2 separate regions of the Homo sapiens genome follow, and region 1 is linked to region 2. The links are chromatin contacts, found by Hi-C or POLR2A ChIA-PET in ENCODE. All regions are on one chromosome and are shown on one strand. Each heading gives the region's core, a stretch centred on a gene start or an enhancer-like site at or near the end of the contact. The rest is flanking DNA. Distances are from core to core; before and after follow the strand shown.

The links. Hi-C counts contacts between places; a loop is a spot of excess contacts on that map. ChIA-PET counts read pairs that join two places held with the same protein, here RNA polymerase II (POLR2A). Pooled maps may share reads with other maps.
Region 1: a map of endothelial cell of umbilical vein shows a loop between it and region 2 (1.8-fold over the local background). The contact joins the promoter of TFPI here to the promoter of CALCRL in region 2. A Hi-C loop is called at or near these places in 1 of 168 maps with a recorded cell type or tissue (endothelial cell of umbilical vein) and 1 of 50 pooled maps. POLR2A ChIA-PET finds 5 or more read pairs at or near these places in 3 of 52 experiments (GM12878, HEK293 and common myeloid progenitor, CD34-positive).

What each region holds. Positions count from the first base shown.
Region 1 is chr2:187,552,115-187,557,187 of GRCh38, forward strand. It overlaps TFPI (tissue factor pathway inhibitor), which reads right to left and starts at 2,321. Exons shown (of 8, transcript NM_006287.6): 1 at 2,086-2,321.
Region 2 is chr2:187,444,496-187,449,816 of GRCh38, forward strand. CALCRL (calcitonin receptor like receptor) reads right to left here and starts at 3,757. Exons shown (of 15, transcript NM_005795.6): 1 at 3,544-3,757. All of the region lies in intron 2 of CALCRL-AS1 (CALCRL and TFPI antisense RNA 1), which reads left to right.

The sequences.
Region 1 (5,073 bases), core at 1,071-3,570, 110 kb after region 2:
GTTCCTTTTTATTTTTTGTAAGGATGTTTACTTTGCATTTTTTTTCTTGTATTAGGTAGAGATATCAGTTGAAAGATACCTTAAAATTTTGTGACACTGAATTTAATCAGCCAACCATTCCTAAGGAATTGATAGCATATTTACTATTTGGTTAGATGGATAGGCACTCTGGCATTAAATTAAGTCTCTAAAGTTGGCATTTTTTCTCCATTAGTTTGCCATCCTGCCCACTTACCTCTTGAATTTGAAAGATGTAAACAAAAGATTTCTAAAGATTAGAAAATTAATTTTTAAGATAATTAAGCTGTTTTGAAAATTAGAGTTTATTACAAAATATGTTATCATTTTATGTATTATTAATTTAACAATAAGTTTTATGACAGAAGATTTAAGTCAAAATAGTTGTACAATCAACAAGCAAATGATAATCATTTCCTTAAATGATTATCTGACTGATAAATGGACAATCAGTCAGACCATCAAACACCAGTTGATAACATAATCCATTTGGACAGGAACCACATTTCCAAAGGAGTTTTGATTTAGTCATTGGTGGTAAAACAAAAGATATCAGACTGTACCTTAAAAACAAAGAAACAAAACAAAACAAAAACTTGTCCAATTCAGTATACCTAATAGAGATAGGAATCAAATAGTAGTATATGTCATTAAACTTTTCCAACAAGATTCTGTGGTCACTTGAAGTAGAAAAACTTGGTTTTCCAATATAACTACTCAAATCAGTAAAAATAAATATTTTAAAGTTTTACTCTTATTTTAAAATTACTTGATTAGTTATCTGTATTTACATTAATATTTTTCAATCTTTGTTGATCCCTAATTATATTTCATATAATTTTATTAAGCTGTAGGCCACAAATTAACATTTCAAACTCAGCCAAATTTCAGGGACTATCCCTCTTTAGTTTAAGGATTAGATGAGATATGGACACTGTATATTGAAATAATCATGCACTAGAATGATAGATTTAAAATAATCTTTAAAATGTGTTAGGGAGATTTTGCCTCCCTAACACATTTTATTCAAAAGTTTTGCAGTATCTCTCAAAATTGTCACAACTTTCCCCCTTTCATGTAAATATTATGCTTTTACACATGAAATATGACTCTCTGGGCAGTATGTTTCCTGCTTGAGTTTTGCCCTTTGTGTTTATATTATCTCATGTTATACAAAGTCATTTTGTGACTAATTTCCAGAGCACTGAGTCACAGTGTGGCTGTTGCTTATCTTTTCTTTTTTCCCACATGGTAGTACTCTTGGCCCTTATTTTTGGTAATTATTTTATACTAATGAGTGCTTTTTCATAATTAAATAATTGTTTCTCTCATTATATTTCTGTGGTTGTTTACTGCTGTATTATATGCTTTCATTTTTCACTAGAAGCAAACATTTTATAACAGGAACATAACAGTACATCATGTAGGCATGTTATCTATTGTTTTAATTTACAAAATTGCACAACATAGACTTGATCGTAAGTATTCTCGTTTAAGTATCTCAGAATATGACCTTTGGTCTTTGGAGAATTGTAAAATATTTCCTTAGAGAGATTAGTTAATGCTGGCATAAAATATTCCATTTAGATTACGATTATTTTAATGGTTATACCTCATTTTAAATATCATCAACTAATAGTATTGAAAGATTATTTGAATAGAAGAATAACAGTCTCTATTTTATATGTTATGAAATAAAATGGAAAGGTAAACCGAACTTTCAAGAACTTCCAATTAACCAAGCACAATTAGTAAAGAATTCTACTACAATCTTCAAATTATAAAAAAGCTACATACACCAATTAGTTACAAAAATGTTTATGGTTTAAAATCATAAAAATTGCACATAAATTTGCTTAAGAACTAAATGCAAAATGCTGAGAACTCAAGTTTGGATTGCAGTTTGAGTTTACTCTGTTTACAGGGAAGGGCTGATTTTCATTTTACGCAAATAAACAGTGATCCTCCCCTATCAGTTCTTTGCCTCTCAGCACCCTGCTTTTCCCCCGAGAAAAAGAAATTAAAGTTATTTCTTATGGGCTAGACAGTATATTGCCAGGTACTCACAAGTAAAATCTCTGATGAAAGTTCTTGGAATGTTTTTTTCAAAACGGAGTTGAGGTTATTTTGTTTTTCCTTCCAGGTATTGAAGACAGGATTTATCTTCTCTACTTCTTCTTTTAGAAGCAGATCAAGAAACTGGCGATTGAAGAGTAACTGAAAGAAACGCAATCTGATCTTACTAGCAGTGAAAGAGCGAGGTAAGAATTTGACTATTATCCAGCCTAAAGTCGCTGCTGTCTGTTAGAGCAAAGAGGGAGCCTCAGAGTCGGCTTCAGAGATCACTGGCAGTTGGGAATAGCCCAACTTCCTGTTTAGGTCACTGCAACTCTGACTCTATTTAGTCTAAACCTCTTTTTTCTTTCTTTCTTTCTTTTTTTTAGTGGAGGAAACAGATGAAGGAAACAGCTTACACCAAGATTTCAGATACGATCATTTTGAATAGCTATTTCCTTTACTTTCCAGGATTGTTTTTGTAATCAGTTGAAAAAGAATGCTTTTTTCCCCCTAGAGTTAGGGTTTAAAAAATTACATATTTATTATTACACTGTTAATAAGCTTTTTTGCAGTTTGTTTCTTCTTCAAGTTATTTCATTTGTTTCACCCACTGTCAATGTATTTATTTTTTTTAAAAGTCTGAGGGCTACCGTTGGAGGTCTCTCTTAGTGAGACAATGTAATGCATTATCTATTGCAGGTGTCAGGCTTTGAGCCCTACCTTAGCTACTTGCTAACTTGGCTACTCAGCCCAGTTATTTGAATTCACTATGCCTCAGTTCCTTTGTTCCTAAAATGTCGATAATAAAAGTTTCTGGGCTTGATGTAAGTACTAAATGGCTTAATACATAAAAAGTACTTAAGGCAGGACCCAGCATGTAGCAAACCTCCAATAATTGTTGGCTATCATTATCGCTGTTTTCTGTATTTCTATTATTATTATTCTACAAAATATGTAAATATTTACAGATGTCAACCAGAGTCTCTGCTGTATGTCCCTATCATTGAGGTTCATCCGTACTGTCTCTGTATTGGAATTATGGTCATATCAGACTAAGATCACTAGAGATCTAATAAATGGGCAGAATCTACTTTGCCAGGAAGGCTGAAGACATTTGGTCAGAAAATGTAGGAGTTTCTTGCTTCTGCATCTCAGATTCTTTGTGCCTTCAATTTTTCTTGCTTTCCTTAGACCTCTCTGTAAAAGGTAACCTTTCATCTTGAGTGTTTTTAATACATATTGAATAATTATTTGGTGGTGACTGGAACATAAATTATCGATTTAATTCTCACAACTAGCTTATAAAGAAGGTCCTCTTTGTATGCCCATTTCACATGTCTAGGAAGATCGAGTTCAGTATGTGGAGCTGTGATTCTAATGTCATGCAGTCTGCCTTTAGAGCAAAAATGCATAAATCCTCCTCCATGCTGCCTTCTCACTCATGTTCTGGATTTCATATCATGTTAATAACTTATCTCCTATTACCTCATGCCCTGCCCCTCAACCACAATCAAAGCTATCATCTCACTCAGATTGTAGAGGAAAGTCCTTTTTTCTTGGTACCACCATGGACCTTGATTAAACTTTTGAGGAATCTGTAGCTCAGGTAGAGGCAAGCTCAGCCAATCAGATTTTCTTTCTTGAAAGTTTCGCCTCTCCTCCCTCTCCCTCTCCCTCTCCCTCTCCCTCTCCGTCTCCCTCTCCCTCTCCCTCTCACGGTCTCCCTCTCCCTCTCTTTCCACAGTCTCCCTCTGATGCCGAGCAGAAGCTAGACTGTACTGCTGCCATCTCAGCTCACTGCAACCTCCCTGCCTGATTCTCCTGCCTCAGCCTGCTGAGTGCCTGCAATTGCAGGCGCGCCGCCACGCCTGACTGGTTTTCGTATTTTTTTGGTGGAGACGGGGATTCGCTGTGTTGGCCGGGCTGGTCTCCAGCTCCTAACCGCGAGTGATCCACCAGCCTCGGCCTCCTGAGGTGCCGGGATTGCAGACGGAGTCTGGTTCACTCAGTGCTCAATGGCGCCCAGACTGGAGTGCAGTGGCGTGATCTCAGCTCGCTACAACCTCCACCTCCCAGCCGCCTCCCTTGGCCTCCCAAAGTGCAGAGATTGCAGCCTCTGCCCGGCCGCCACCCCGCCTGGGAAGTGAGGAGCGTCTCTGCCTGGCCGCCCATTGTCTGGGATGTGAGGAGCCCCTCTGCCTGGCTGCCCAGTCTGGAAAGTGAGGAGTGTCTCTGCCTGGCCGCCATCCCATCTAGGAAGTGAGGAGCGCCTCTTCCCGGCCGCCATCCCATCTAGGAAGTGAGGAGCCTCTCTGCCCAGCCGCCCATCGTCTGAGATGTGGGGAGCGCCTCTGCCCCGCCGCCCCGTCTGGGATGTGAGGAGCGCCTCTACCCCGCCGCGACCCCGTCTGGGAGGTGAGGAGCGTCTCTGCCCGGCGGCCCCGTCTGGGAAGTGAGGAGACCCTCCGCCCGGCAGCCGCCCCATCTGAGAAGTGAGGAGCCCCTCTGCCCAGCAGCCACCCTGTCTGGGAAGTGAGGAGCGTCTCTGCCCAGCAGCCACCCCGTCTGGGAGGGAGGTGGGGGGTCAGCCCCCCGCCCGGCCAGCCGCCCCGTCCGGGAGGTGAGGGGCGCCTCTGCCCGGCGGCCCCTACTGGGAAGTGAGGAGCCCCTCTGCCCGGCCAGCCGCCCCGTCTGGGAAGTGAGGAGCGTCTCCGCCCAGCAGCCACCCCGTCCGGGAGGGAGGTGGGGGGATCAGCCCCCCGCCCGGCCAGCCGCCCAGTCCGGGAGGGAGGTGGGGGGGTCAGCCCCCCGCCCGGCCAGCCGCCCCGTCCGGGAGGTGAGGGGTGCCTCTGCCCGGCCGCCCCTACTGGGAAGTGAGGAGCCCCTCTGCCCGGCCAGCCGCCCGGTCCGGGAGGGAGGTGGGGGGGTCAGCCCCCTGCCTGGCAAGCCGCCCCGTCTGGGAGGGAGGTGGGGGGATCAGCCCCCCGCCGGGCCAGC
Region 2 (5,321 bases), core at 2,507-5,006:
AAATACACTATTTGGGCCATTTTTGCAAACAATAATATTTTGGTGTATTAGTTTTGAATAATACTGTCTCTTAAGTAAACAAACTAATTGAAGAAAAAAATGGAAGAAATGTGTTTTAGGAAAATATTTGCAACTTATTACCTGATAATAATTCTAGTAACCTAGGAAACATAGACCCTAACTCAGTTCACAGGCAGTGATACTATTTTATATTTTTGTAAGAAGAAGTAAGACCTTATTATGTCCTTAAAAATTGAATACATTTCTTCTCTTTTTTGTAATATAGCTTATTATAATTAAATTAATTTGATTTTAAGATTATTCAAATAAGGAAAAATGCAGAGATTAATTGACCTAATCTAATTTACATGGTCCATGTGAATATATGGGAAAAGGATAGATCCATCTGGTTAGAATGTAGACTTGTATTTCTGGTAAGTTTTTATTTTCCACCTATTTGCATCATAATATTTTTGTATATTAAACGAGAAGATGTCTTGAAATAATTTGTAATCCAGTATGGTACATGTACTTTGTCAGAAAAATAGAACATACCTGAGAAATTATGAATGTTTATAGTTTACCCATGGATTTGAAAACCAGATACAGATAAATGTTTTAAATAGCTGTGTACCATTTGTCTATCTTAAGCGTATTCTCCAATATTCTGATTAAGTCAAAACTAAGATACGTTACACACTTGACTCTCATAAGAGCGTCTTTCATTAACACCCTTGCAATGATAGCGCTTGTGTTTATGGTTTAATAGCTTCTCTGAATGCCAAGCATAAGATACGCAATAAAGCAAAAGATTTTAAATACTATTTCTTGAACATATTTGTATTGTGAAAAGTCGATACTGTAATCATTATATCTCCAAAACCAGAATTATTTGATAAAGCTGTATTAAAAGTCATATATAGAGTATGAAATAAATTTTGTTTAGTGAATAAGTTTTTGATCCTTTAAAGATTATTATATTTTTTCTATAAAGATCTAGAACAATCTTTTAAAATTAAGTTACTATCAAACTTTTGCCATGTAGATAAAATTGGTAGCAAAATATTTTTACAATGTTTCCAAATATGATCTAGTTAGAAATATATAATGATGCTATTAACTGAAATTCAGTTAGTGTTTATGTGTTTATCAAATACTTTGTCCACATTAATCTGTAAAGCAAACAAGGTAATCATTTTACCTTTATATTATTTTCAATTTTTTATGAAATTTTATTTCTGTTATGCATGAAAAAATAGTATAATATGTGCAGGTGAACATAAATATTCTTACAAATATGCTAAGTATTGTCTTCATTTAAAATTCATTACATGTTCGGAGTCACCAGTGAGAAAACCATATGAATCTTGCCCATTCATTTAAAATAATTTTTAAAATTACAGACCCAGTATTATTTTAAACAATGTTTTTGTTATTCCAATTTTTCAAAGTGAATGAACAGTTTCATATATTATAAAAATCTACATATTTTAACTTTTAGTATAATGCTTTGGTATGTAAGATAGAAAAAAAATCTTGTAACAATAATCAAAAACATTATCTCTTTAAGAAATAGAATATTTCAGGTAAAACATATTTCAGCTCACATTATTCACATACTATTTCAATTCTATGTTTCATTTTACATATTTAGCATTGACTGTAGGCTCAATGCATTGATTTTATGATGCTACAAGGAAACATCTTCTAGCAAAGTAAATTCATTTCTTTATGGCTAAAAGCATGCATTGATATTCTGATATTTTCTTATCATTAAAGAAAGCACATTTTGAATACAATAATATGAATTTTTATTTCAAACTTCCAGTTATGTCCTCAAATATTTCCTTTGGCTAATGACCTTCAATGTTCATCGCCTAGTGTTTTTCAAAAGTATTTTTGGAAAACAAAGATTATAAACCATACTGTTAGTAAACTCATAAAAATTTAATCAAATTATACAAGAAAATTATGGGTTTGGGACTAGCAATTAAACAAAAATTAAGGAAGTTTGGAGAGTTTCTCATTATAAAATATGATCATAATATAATACCTCCTAAGAAAATAATCTGAATTAAAAATAATGTTGTTTTAATTTTTGTTACTAACCCACGTCATTGGGTTAGTAAATGTGTTGTTTCCACTTTCTCCCCCATTTATATAATGGCTAAAGTCACATTCTAAAAACACTTTTCCCATTTCTACACATGTGTCAGGGAACTCAGTACAACTGAAGATTGAAAAGAGAGAGAAATCAGCCATGATACTCTTAAAGAATCACAAATCTAAGAATTAATTTAAATTTTCATTATATTGAGGAATTTGTGGAAAAATTGAGTTGTAAATTACTGAGGAGTTACTCAGGATGTTTGTAGTCTATTATTAATGTGCCAGATATAAGTGATTAAGTACAGGATGCTTCCAATGCAGGACATCTTGGAAAGTATAATTGCATTTAGGTAAGAAAATATATAACTTAAAAATCATATCTATCAACATCATTTAAAATTTGACATCAAACTTTCTCCAGCAACAAATTTGTGATATATCTACACAAACAATTTATTAAGCAGACATTAGTTTCTTAAATTGTTCAGGACAGTCTGTACTATCGGAATGAGCATTAACAGATGTTTTATCCAACATTTCAGTAAGTTCCATCCTGGAAATTCTTTTTTAATAAATACTTTAATTTCTTTGTTTAATCGTCTAATATACTTCTTTGGGAAAGCTGTCACGTTTCTTTATCCACAGATATCGTGGTATCACACCCCCCTCCAAAAGCTTGCAGAGGGGAACCAGTCAAGTTGAAGTATTCTCTTAAAGATTTCAAAATTAAGAATTGTTTTAAAAATCTACATTTCCTAAACTCTAGGTTTTTTTTTTTCTTTGTAGCCGACACCATGATCCAAATAAAGAGCAAACAGTTCAGGGTTAGCAGAAGAGAGATTTAAACACATCTGGCAACAATGAACACAAAAATTAGTTCAGTAGTTACAGATATATGTGTAAATAAAGGTGAAAGGCAAATAAAAGCAAATGTAATAAATACAAAGTGATTACTTTTCAAAACTCTGCATTATGATCAACCACAGAGTAAGTGAGACTCCGAGACCCATTAAGTAGTTATTCTTTCACCTCTTTCTTACAGCTGATAACATGGAAAGTTTAAAGACCCTTCCGGGGGGAGAAATGTTTTCCAGTTGTCAAGATTCAAGCTTAGCTAATATTAGAGCTAATTTTAAAAGACATTGTTCTGTGATTAAGGTATTTGTTCAGAAATATGTCTTTTAATCCATTTAGATTTTTAATACTTGCTAAATTTATTTTCTAGAATACCATGGTAAACAATATTATCTAGTAGTATTAGATTTTGTATTCATGTTGGGGTAGTAGGCTGTATTTTCTCTAGCATGTGAAATAAGTGAGACTATGTTTCAACATTATTTCAGTGCTATCTACTAAATTCTATAATAGAAACATTGCCAAACTATATGAGAATACTACTTAGAATAAATATATTTATTTTGAATGTGCACTTACCCAGTCCAGCTCTTAAGGAAATTCTTTGTGAAATATTCTCAGGATGGAACTTTACTTTCTGAGATTCCGCAGAAGAGATTTACCCACAAGCAAGGTGGGAAAGAGTGAAAGCTTTGCAATGTGATCCTGCAATTAGGATGAGATTCAGTTAGCAGAGCTTGATGGTCCTAAAGCAGGAGGTGACACTCTCTGCTGGAGAGAGAGAGGTTGTTCTGAGTAGATTGTAAGTGTTGTCAGATTGTAAGTGATCAGCAGCAGAAGGGAAACATCAGAGCTTCCTGTTACATCACTCTGACCCCGCCTGCAGTTAGTGTTAGGTTACTTTCTTTCTCAAATAGCATACCCCAGGAAAGCAGCACTCCTTTCTTATTGTGAGACAAGAGCAAGAAGCAGCCTGAACAGAGAGAGATCATAGGCTGTGTGAATACATTGTTACCAGTAAAAAGCTGGCTGGCTTTCACCTTGACTGAGTTCTGTTAGAACTTGCCAAACAAGCTACTTGTGATTTGAAGGAAATCTGAATATAGTATTCTGCTCAAAGAATCAAAGGAGTTAGGCGTGTGTGTGTGTGTGTGTGTGTGTGTGTGTGTGTGTGTGTTGAATTATAGCTTACAAAGTATCCAGGAAAAAAAATCTAACAAATCTGTGTTCATAGCACAACACAGAAAAAAAAATTAACTGTATTCATCATAACTGGTTTTGTGATTTGGCTCTTCTTAATTTGGAGCTCTGCTAATTGGGTGCTGTTCCTCCATCAGTTCCTAAGTGCAGTTCCTAATCAGTTAATTAGATCAAGAAACTTTATCCTGCAGTTTTTAAATCTTTTATTTTTTCCTTTACCTTCTTCATAAGAACATGAGTGTATGTGTTATAAATTCAGGTTGTGTATGTGTGTGTATAGAGTGTTTCTTTTATAATATATAAGTATATATATTTGACAAAATAGCCTTTTGAATAATTCATAATTTTAAAATTATTGCACACATTTAAAAATATTTGGTATAATTATGTTATTTATAATATAAAATAATTTATACCACAATATTTGTAAGTCAATATAATCTTAAAGAAAATATAGATGTTGTAAACATAATATTATAAAATAATATAAATACAAAGGATACTTTATTTCTTAGACAAAATTTCATCTCAAAGCATAGTTTTTCCTGAATATGTTTAATACATCATTGGATATGATCAGGGGAAAATGTAAATTTAAAATGCTTTTATCATTTTTATAATTTGGTAAATGTTCGATATGAAGCAATAATTATAATCCCTATAACCTAAACAGCACTAAAAGTCACTTAATTTATCAGGGCATAAATTTTCTCATCTATAAACTAGAAGAGATAGATTTTATGTCTAAGGCTTTGAATCGACAAATTTCATAACATTTTGAAATAGATAAGATACGGTGAGGATCATTCAACTCTTAGTAAATTGTTAGTGCAATTCCAGGATAAAATGAGGTGCCATACACCTTGTAGGCAGACAAAGGAGGTAAAGGCAAAATAAATTCAGGAATATCATGTTTTTAAAGCAGGGTGCTCATGTTGACATTTTTATTGTCTGAATTAGTGGAAGAAAATGTTTATACAATCTTTGATTTTAAGACCAGTGAGATCAATATTGATTACAAAATACAGACATATAAAAAATAGATATACTTTCATCTCTATAATTATGGTTAATAGAAAAGACTTGTAAGAAACTGAGTTACACTGGTGAACCGGTTCTGATACTGTCTGGTGTGATCTTGACAAAGCTTTTTAGGC